3 separate regions of the Homo sapiens genome follow, and all the other regions are linked to region 1. The links are chromatin contacts, found by Hi-C or POLR2A ChIA-PET in ENCODE. All regions are on one chromosome and are shown on one strand. Each heading gives the region's core, a stretch centred on a gene start or an enhancer-like site at or near the end of the contact. The rest is flanking DNA. Distances are from core to core; before and after follow the strand shown. Region 1 holds the start of GPR68 (G protein-coupled receptor 68). Region 2 overlaps ASB2 (ankyrin repeat and SOCS box containing 2). Region 3 holds the start of ASB2 (ankyrin repeat and SOCS box containing 2).

The links. A loop is a pair of places that touch in the nucleus more often than their neighbours do. ChIA-PET counts read pairs that join two places held with the same protein, here RNA polymerase II (POLR2A). Pooled maps may share reads with other maps.
Region 2: a map with no recorded cell type shows a loop between it and region 1 (14-fold over the local background). The contact joins the enhancer-like site here to the promoter of GPR68 in region 1. A Hi-C loop is called at or near these places in 7 of 37 single-sample maps with no recorded cell type and 8 of 50 pooled maps.
Region 3: a loop to region 1 is called in a map of naive thymus-derived CD4-positive, alpha-beta T cell, with 8 times the contacts of the local background. The contact joins the promoter of ASB2 here to the promoter of GPR68 in region 1. A Hi-C loop is called at or near these places in 1 of 168 maps with a recorded cell type or tissue (naive thymus-derived CD4-positive, alpha-beta T cell), 9 of 37 single-sample maps with no recorded cell type and 7 of 50 pooled maps. POLR2A ChIA-PET finds 5 or more read pairs at or near these places in 1 of 52 experiments (activated naive CD8-positive, alpha-beta T cell).

What each region holds. Positions count from the first base shown.
Region 1 is chr14:91,242,850-91,246,017 of GRCh38, forward strand. It overlaps GPR68 (G protein-coupled receptor 68), which reads right to left and starts at 1,855. Exons shown (of 2, transcript NM_001177676.2): 1 at 1,448-1,855. RefSeq lists enhancers at 383-492, 1,552-2,053, 1,573-1,622.
Region 2 is chr14:93,958,463-93,961,606 of GRCh38, forward strand. The region is part of intron 2 of ASB2 (ankyrin repeat and SOCS box containing 2); the gene reads right to left. Among named protein-coding and RNA genes, the nearest start is that of MIR4506, 12 kb to the left of the region's middle. RefSeq lists an enhancer at 603-1,802. Within about 2 kb of position 1,554, at least 8 of the 41 ENCODE cell types and tissues checked have a DNase peak (open chromatin) inside an H3K27ac peak, as active enhancers do.
Region 3 is chr14:93,974,985-93,977,828 of GRCh38, forward strand. ASB2 (ankyrin repeat and SOCS box containing 2) reads right to left here and starts at 1,586. Exons shown (of 10, transcript NM_001202429.2): 1 at 1,450-1,586. It overlaps LOC107984663 (a long non-coding RNA gene), which reads right to left. Exons shown (of 4, transcript XR_001750861.2): 4 at 2,441-2,844. RefSeq lists an enhancer at 67-638.

The DNA of each region.
Region 1 (3,168 bases), core at 605-3,104:
CACCCCCAGATGGAAACTCTGACTTGCCCTCTACCTCATCTCCACAGGAACCTTCCTCCTCAAAAATCAAAGAACACAGTGGATGCGAAAATATTCCATAAATGGAAAAACGTAGATGTAGAGAAGAACTAAGCCACATCTGTCGAGGGCCCTGCACTTGCCAGGCAAGTTTCTGAATGTCTGTTCTCTCTTTCAACACCACTCTCATCAGCTCCCACTTTACAGATAAAGAAACTGAGGCTCAGAGAGATGAACCAACCTGCTGAAGTCTCTGCAGTTGAGATGCGGCAGGCCAGGTCTGGAACTCGGACTGGTCCATACTTTCCTTCATGCTGTGCTGACTATCATGATCATCCCAGAACCACCACCCTCAAGCCCCCAGCTCAGCCAAGCTCCAGTCCTCACAGATGCTGCAGCAATGGCCACCAGGCTTGGTCCTGGCCTGGCCCCTTCACCTGGACTATGCTTTAGCAGGTCAACCATGTTTTCAACGCCCACTGAGGAAAACCAGCCACGTGGCCAGTCCGTAGTTTGGGAAGGCATTGGAGAAAAGAATCAAAATAACACTTTATTACCCAGCTAAAAAATTGAGAAAAACTATAGAGTGACTCAACGCCTGAAAGCAAATCTTTAGCAAATGCAAATCAGCATAGAGGTCTCTGAGGACTTTAATGACCAAGAGAAATTAAGCTCCCAACAGGAAGGAAAGGCCTCTCTGACTAAGCTAGGAGTCTCTTGCATGTCCCAAGTCAGAAGGCGGAGGTGCCTAAATGCTGGATTCCAGCTGGCACATAAATAGTGATCTAACTCGCCCCCCCTTTCGTGCAGCACACACCGGCACGCACACAGACAGTTACTCATGGTGCCAGGGCTGCTCACGGAACCCCAAACCCACAAGAGCTGGGGAGTTTCCCCAGGGCCCAGCTTCCTTTTCCTTCAGTTGGCCAAACCTCTGCATGCTTTAAGCAAGGCTGTTTCATTTTCTGAAAGTGCTTTATTTTTCCCTCTGAGGAGAGGGGAAACATCAGGATGCATTTTTCCTTAGTCCCCATTTTCCCCCCAGATCGCCTCACTCCAGCAACAACGTGGACCATAGCATCTCACTTCTAGAACCCTTGTCACTGTTTCAAAGGTCAGTCCCATCTGGGCCCACGAAGTCCCTGTGAGTCAGGTGGGCTGGCATTGCTAAGCCATTTCTCAGAACCTGAAGCCCAGAGAGGCTAATGCAGGGAGGCTCAAACTCACACAGTCAGTTGGGGTGGATCTGAATCCAGAACCCACGTGTCTAGGCACCAACTTGCTGCCTTTGAGCTTTTTGGATCACAAGCAATAGCAAGAAATACACCTGACATCGCGACCCAGAACACAGACACACACACACACACACACACACACACACACACACACATCTGTACAAAGCAACAAACTTCCCCAAAGCAATACTTACCCTACTTCTTGCCACGCACTCTGATCATTTCTATTCTATTTCAATTTTTTAAATGCAGGTCATGAGCTATGAAGTTGATTTACTGACCCATGAATGGGTCACAACCCGCAGTTTGGAAACAGCTGGATGGACCCCCACCTGTGCTTTCCAGCTTCTCCTAGAGCCTCAGGGCCCCAGGAAGGCAGTGTGGTCTCTGCAACCAGGTGAGGAGCAGGCAGCTGCTGAAATCAGGATGGAGGGAGTCCTCTGAGGGGGGACTCTGAAACGAGTCCTCTCTGACTCTGCCTGCCCCAGCTAGGCTCTGCCTTCAAACCTCAAACAGCTGGGCTTCCTGCAGAGGCTCTGCAGGAGCCTGGGCACCCTTGCAGCCACGATCCCAGCTCTCCCTCCAGCGACTTCCCGCAGCCTGAACCTCCCAGCTCCGGCTAGAAAATCCCCAGCTGGAGGCTGCCCATTCCCGAGCTGAGGCAGAATCATGTGAACTCCAATCTGGTGTCAGGCTGGGCGGTTGCCGAGGAACCACTCGCCAGCCAGAGGCTGAGGGCGGCGGAATGGCTCTCTCCACGCATCTTCCTCTGCTCTCCATGCAACCCAGAGTCAGTGAGCAGCCTCGCTGGGAATGTGAAAGCCTGAGCTAGGGGCAGGTGCCCTCAGGACTGTGGTGGGGGGATACAGGAGGAGGGGGTGGGCTAATTCTAGCCACCTTTCAGCACCTACAGGATACCGGGATCCAGGCAAGGGTGGGGGAAGCCGCCAACATCTGGGTCACTGGGGCTCAACCCTGGCCATGTGCATGAGAACATACCTGGGAGCCTACAAAAAAAATACCAATGCCCGGGCCCCACCCGGGGCTGGTTAAATCATGTTTCCTGGAAGTGACGTGCCAGCATCAGTGGCTCTAAAGCTCCCTGGACTGTTCTAAAGTGCAGTGAAGGTGGGCAGCCACGGATGTGGTGAAGCAGGTAGGATCCTGTTTGGCAGAGCAGCAGAGCGAAGGCAGTGGAGCTAAGGCTCTGGGCATCAGTAAGGATAGGGCGGGCATCAATGTTTTCAACTGTGTCGGTCCCCAGAGAAGGAATCAAGCCCAGGGCTCTGGCCCCGGGGGCCCTTCTGGCTCTCAGGAGCACTTACTAAACTCCCTCCCTCACACACATAACACGGAGGATGGAAAGGCCCAGCATTTTGGCGTAACCACCTCCCTCCAAGGCAGACTCCTTGGAAGCTGATTATAAGCTACGTTGCCAGAGCCAGGAAGCCAACAGATACGGTGCATGGGGCCACTGGGGGTGCGAGTCCTTCCTGCTGGAAGTGGCCAGAGCCCTGTGCTTGGTCCCTGCTCTGGGGACCAACACAGTTTAAAACACTGATGCCCATCTTATTCATGCCAAGAGCCTTGGCTCCACTGCCCTCACTCTGTTGGTAGGGGGTCTAAGGAAATCCCCTTCAGTGGGGCCTGGGCCCTCCAAGCAAATGCTACCACATAGCAGGCCTTTTAAAAACTATTTCCGGCCAGGTGCGGTGGCTCACGCCTGGAATCCTAGCACTTTGGGAAGCCGAGGCGGGTGGATCACCTGAGGTCAGGAGTTGGAGACCGGCCTGGTCAACATGGTGAAACCCCATCTCTATTAAAAATACAAAAATTTGCTGGGGGTGGTGGCGCATGCCTGTAATCCTAGCTACTCGGGAAGCTGAGGCAGGAGAATCACTTGAACCTGGGAGGC
Region 2 (3,144 bases), core at 304-2,803, 2.7 Mb after region 1:
CTCTCCGACCTCCACACTGACTGTCCCTGTGACTTTGGACAAGCCCCATCCCCGCTCTGTGCCTCAGTTTCCTTATTTGCAAAATGGAGAAGTGGGACCAGGACCAGACTGGGGATGTCCACACTGTTTCTGTAGCTGTGGAGAGATTCAGTGTCCAACAGATCCCAGAGCCAAGGCCCCTCCTCAGCCCTGACAGCTGCTGGGTTCAGTGTCCTTTGCATTAGTGCCTGGTCCTGAGAAGGAGAGACAGCCGGCAGGTGGAGGCAGCCTGGGGCCAGGCTCACCTCAGCTGTCTCCAGCCCTGTCGTCTTGATGAGGCCCTGGGCTTCCACCTCCCAGGATCCTTGGGTCACGGCCACCCTCATACTTAGTGCATGTGTGGCCTCCAGTTACCTGCCATTGTTAGAATGTTTTTAGCAGGATAATAAAGCACTGGGAAAAAGCCCACTGCACCATCTAAACGAGGACCTGTCTCTGCATAGTAATGGCAGCAGCAATGGTGGCCGGGATGTTGAGGTTGATGGAGGTGGAGGGAGCTGGTGATGATGACAGTTTCTAACAACTGTGCAGGGCAAATGTTCACAAAGTCATGCCGAGCCTCTCCTCATTTCCATTCTCCTGCCACCATTGATGGAAGCAGCGGGTGTGCTGTTCCCATTTTGCAGATGAGGAAACAGACAGACTGAGTTCCATTCAACAAAGAGTTCCCAGCTCTGGCTCAGTCCCAGGCCCACTCTGGGTGGTGATGCAGCTCATTAAAATTTATCTTTTTGTGGATCCTGAGGATATTTGGAAGTCAGCAGAGAGGGAGACAAGGCCACACACAGCCACAGAGTCACAGAGGACGGGCTGAGATCGGGGCAGAAGGGCTCATTCTGGGAGCACTGAGATCCGAGTGCATCCACTGGCTTTGGGGCTGGCAACTGGGCAAGGCGACCGCTCAGAGTTACTGAGTCGTGAGTCTCAGGGCTGGCTGGGGAGCCAGGGCCCCTGGCTGGGTTTCGTGCTCTCGCCAATCAAGGCTGGAGGCCCCATTTCCCCTCGGGCCCCAAGCAGGGGAATTCCCAACAGAGCAAACCTCCTGGGCTGAGTCATCACAGGCGAGAGGAGCCTGGCCTCGGCAGGATGTGGGTGTAGGTCATGCCCTGGAAGAGCCCCAGGTAGGGCCTCTGTCCTTTGTGTGTCACTGGGCAGGTTCTGGGGTGGAGAATGTGTCACCGTCACCTGACCCTGGAGTCCAGCTTGTCATGAATTCAGGCACGGTCAGCCTCAGTGAGAGCAGAGAATGGGCTGGCAGGACAGTGCTCCTAGCCTCTCGGTGAGTCAATGGATGGCTGCTCTGTCTGAGTTAGTAAGAAGCCCAGGTCAGCCCCAGGGAGGCAGTGATTGGGCTGGGCCTGGCTGAATGCAGGGGGCAGGTAGGCACCTTAATAGAGGAGGGAGCTAACAAAATCGATTCCGCCCCACGCCCGCCAACATGTCACCAGTCCACCCCACACCCGCCACTGTGCCATGAGTCTACCCCACGCCCACCCCATGCCACGAGTCCACCCCACGCCCACCACTGTGCCGTGAGACACATGTGACTCATTGAGCACTTGTTATAACAGGCACATTGCACCAAGCATCTCATTTAATTCCCCAGTCCACTTGGTGAAGGAGATGTAATTGGCTTCCTTTGCAAATGAGAGAACTGAGGCTCAAAGAGGCTTGCTTCCTCTAGTCTGCTTGATGAACTCCTATTCATCCTGCAAAGCCTACTTCCTTGACTAAGTGAATTGACCTTTTCCAGGGTCCCTCTGTAACTGAGGAAGCTGTGCTCTCCCTGCTGTGTCATCAGGTAGTTCTGGGCCTTCACCCTCATTAGACTGTGATCTTAGGGAGAGCAGGACCCAGCCCTGATTCACAACCTGGCATATCATAAGTGCAGAGTAAGTGTGGGTGGCTTGATTTGAATTGTTTGAAGCTGTGCACACAACAGCCTCAGCCAGTTCCTGCTTCATGTTTTCCTCCTTTGTCTTCTCAGAAATGTATCTTAAATGAAATGCAGAGGTTTAAAGATTAGGAAGACCCAGCCTCCTGGACTCACTCTGGCTGGTCCATTCATGGAAACCTTGGGCTCTGCACTTCATGGGTTCATGGACCCCACTTCTCCATGGAACAGGAAGCTAGGTCTGTCCCTTTGGGGTCCCTTAGGGGACCAAAGCTTGGCAAATGATCCTCATTTGATCCTCATCAAATTCTGTGCCTTACGTTGAGGTGAGACAGAAGCAAATTGGGAAATGGTTTTTAACAGAATTCTGTTTTCTTTGGGATACTGATCTTTCATTTCTAAGATCCAGAAGACTCAGTGGACTCCATTTTGGTCACAATATAATAATGATCAATTGCATTGCTAGAGCTTTTTATTGGTTTCAAAGGTATTTATTTGTTTAAAAACATTTATTAGGTAGCTACAATGATCCAGGCTCTAAGCTGGGCACTGGAGATAAATAAATAAATAAATAAATAAATAAATAAATAAACAGTATCAGCTCAGCTCTCTGTCCCCTAGGAGGTCACAGTCTAGTTGGGAACACTCTCAGGAGGGTGTCCCAGGAAGACCCAAGAAGCTTGTCTGTGAAGCAGAGGCCATCATGAGATTGGTGCTGGAGCACTCAGACAGGGCCGGGGAGGTCAATACGAGCTGCAAGATGTGGGAAGGCTCCAACGCCCACCTCATCTTATTTGCTTTTCACAGGAATACTGCAAGGGGAGCACAGCATGTTTTTGTTGTTGCTGTTATAAAGATGAGGCCACTGGGGCTCAGATAGGGTTAGCCACCCACCTAAGGTTGCACAGCCAGTAAGTGTAGAGGAAGAATTTGAATCTCTAGACCTACTTCTCTTTCCACTCTGCTGCCTTTCCATCTATTCCTTTATTCACCCATTCACTCATTCACAGATAGCCATGTGGTGCCTGCCACAGGTCAGACACAGCGCTTCACTGGAGGCGTAGGTTAATGGCAGAAGCAGAGAAATAAATAAGAATTGTAAGTCAAGGTGAAGGCCACAGAGGAAACAGCCATGAGAGCAAGTAAGAGGTGAAAAACCAGCTGGCCCGGGAGAGTGGTCAGGGCAGGACTGGCTGAGGAGGTGATGCTTA
Region 3 (2,844 bases), core at 336-2,835, 2.7 Mb after region 1:
CAGCGGAGCTGCTGCCAGCTTCTTGGGGACGCTGTGCAGCACATGGGCCTGCCACCAGCTGTCAGGACCCGTCCAACTGTTTTGGAAGTGCCTCGAGCATCTGCCACTGTCTGCCTCATGGTGCTTCTGCCCAGGCAGAGGTCAGGGCTGTGGCGGGGGTGCTGGCCCCAGCTGGCTCTGCCTGCGTCCCTCTGAGCCCCCTCAAGCCCTCGCCTCACGAAACAAGCTTATCTTCAGAAGAGCATTCCTGTCCTGTGCAGGGGCTCAGCTTCTGCCCTGCTTCAGGCCTTCCTCATTTACCTGCCCTCCCTAGGAGTCACCAGCCTCCTTGCCTCCTCATTCCAGTGCATACCCCTGGCTTCCCGAAGAGCCACCGAAGCCAAATCTCACATCCTCCAAGGGGAATGGGCCACTGAAATGAAAATGATTCTCCACCTAGAGGCACCAGAAACCAAGTCATGTTTCTGGGCCTCCACCTCTGGGGCCTGAGATGTGAACACACGGGTGGGAGTGTAGGTGCCTGGCTGTGTCCCTTCATATCCCAGATGCTCAATGCATGTGGCTATGTGCATGCCGTCCTCTGCTCAAAAACTCTCAGAAAGTGTTCCAACTTCTTGCTTGGCCTGGAAGGATGTGCCTCTCCCTCTGGCCTCCCCTTCTAGCCTCACCCCCATTTTTCACATGCAGAACCCTTTGCCAGAGCCACATTTCACTTTCCATCATCACCCCAGGTCCCTTGACTTCCCTGCCTTTGCCCAAGCTGCTCCTCCACCTGGAGGTCTCTGTTTCCACCCTGAGGCATCCCACCCATCCTTTCAAAGGCCATGGCCTCCTTAAATGTGTCATGCATATGCGTGTGCACACACATGCATGGTATTCTTGCATCCCTGCATTCCACAGCTTTGTTGGATCTCACATAAATAACATTCCTCCATTTCCTCTCCTAATCCCCAAACAGTTGAAAGCAGAGCACATGGCACCTTGGCTGCTATGGTCTCCCACAATACCGTGCATGCCTAGGCACTCTGCAACAGCTACATTAAATTAACTCCCACTCATGAAAACCTCTATCTGTGCGCCTGGCCTGAAAGCATTTCTGAAAGTCACTTGTCTGACACAGATACCGCCCAAGACCTACAGACCCAACAATAGCATCATTGATAAGTCCTTTTGCATTTCCATTTTTAGAAGTGCACAGCAGAGTGATATTCTGAGCCAGAGTCCTCCAGAAGAATGGGTAAGTACATGCAAATTGCTGAGTCTCTGTTCATTGCATCCAAAACGAAAGTCACCAGCGTGCTGTATAACTCAAGAAAATACGAGAGAGAGGGAAAAGCAACATCACAGTTTGACTACAAGCGGTTTCCAGTAAGTACTGCAGCCGAAAATCCCCACCAGCCAAAGAATCTTTTGCAAGATCTGTATAAGAAAGTTGAAAGCATGCATTACCTGTTAGGCTCTGAAACAAGGGTACAATTCAGGGGTAATACAAAGGATTTTCTTGAAAGTGTCTTAATTCAGAACATGCTCCCCGAGTTTTCCTTCTGCCCTGGCCCCAAGCTTCTGGCTGCTCTGCCAGGCAGTTCTGAAACGCTGTCCTTTGAAGCAGGGAGTTTATTTTGGGGCCACCGCATGACCAACGTTGACAAGCCAAACTATAAGATGTTATACATCTCAGATTTCCTGTTTGGAGGTTGCACTGAGGAAGCTGCAATCCTGCCTTCCGTTCCTCCGGGTGCATCGAATACAGACTCTCACTTCAGAGAGGATCCCGGAGCTTTGGCCCTCACGTGATGTCATCATTTGTGATCCTTGACATGGAGGCCATATATGGGTATGTTTCTGGAACTACCCAGGGGAGAGCCAGACAGGAGAGAGATGCAGTGGGTCAGAGACAGAGGCAGGGAACGAGGACGAGGAGACGCATAGTTGGGAGACAAAGAGTGAGGAGCAAGGGAGGAGGAAGAAAGGGGAAGAGGAGAAGTAAAGGCAACAAAGGAGGGAAGGCAAGACAGCAGGAAGGAAGAGGATGGAGTGAAAGAGAAGGGAAGAAGGGGAGAGAGGAGATGAAGGAGTTGACGTAAAAGGGCTTTGGAGAAATCAAGGTTTGGTGCTGAGCTTGTGGCAGCATTTGGGGATAGCAGGTGTCTGGCTGCTGGATACTGTGGGGTGGGGCTGGGGATACAAAGGGCCAGGGTACAAATGAGCCAACAAACAAACACAGAGGCATGCGGGCAAGCCCTGGGCAGAGATATACAACAGAAGAGAGCCCTTCCTCCTGGTCTAGGGAAGAACGTCCCATTTCTGGAATAGGTCAAATGTCAAAGACAACACATACACAGCCACATGCACTGAGCATCCGGGATGTGACAGGACATGGCCAGGCACCTACTCTCCCACCCGTGTGTTCACATCTCATGCCTCAGAGTTAGGGGTCCAGAAACATGACTTGGTCTGTTCCTCTAAGGGGAGAATCATTTTTGTTTCAGTGGCCCATTCCCCTTGGAGGATGTGGATTTATGATGGCCACAGCATGATTTCTCACTGATTCAAACTCAGGAAACCTCAGGATGCCTTTACACGCACTTCGAATATTCCACAAGGAAATACATCTCAGTATACAAGGTGCCACGGGGTTGAGTCAAGGTTCTGGAGGTCTGACTGGTGCTAAAGATGGGAAGGACACCAGTGGTCCCCAGGCAGTCCCCCAGCTTCCCTGGTACCTGCCAAATTGCTCATCACCCCAGCTGGGTCAGTCTTCCCAGGCCACTGTGGCTGGGTGGCCCTCAAAGTTAGCTCAAGTTCAGCCCCTTCCAGACCCATGTGCTATGGAGGGAGTGTAGG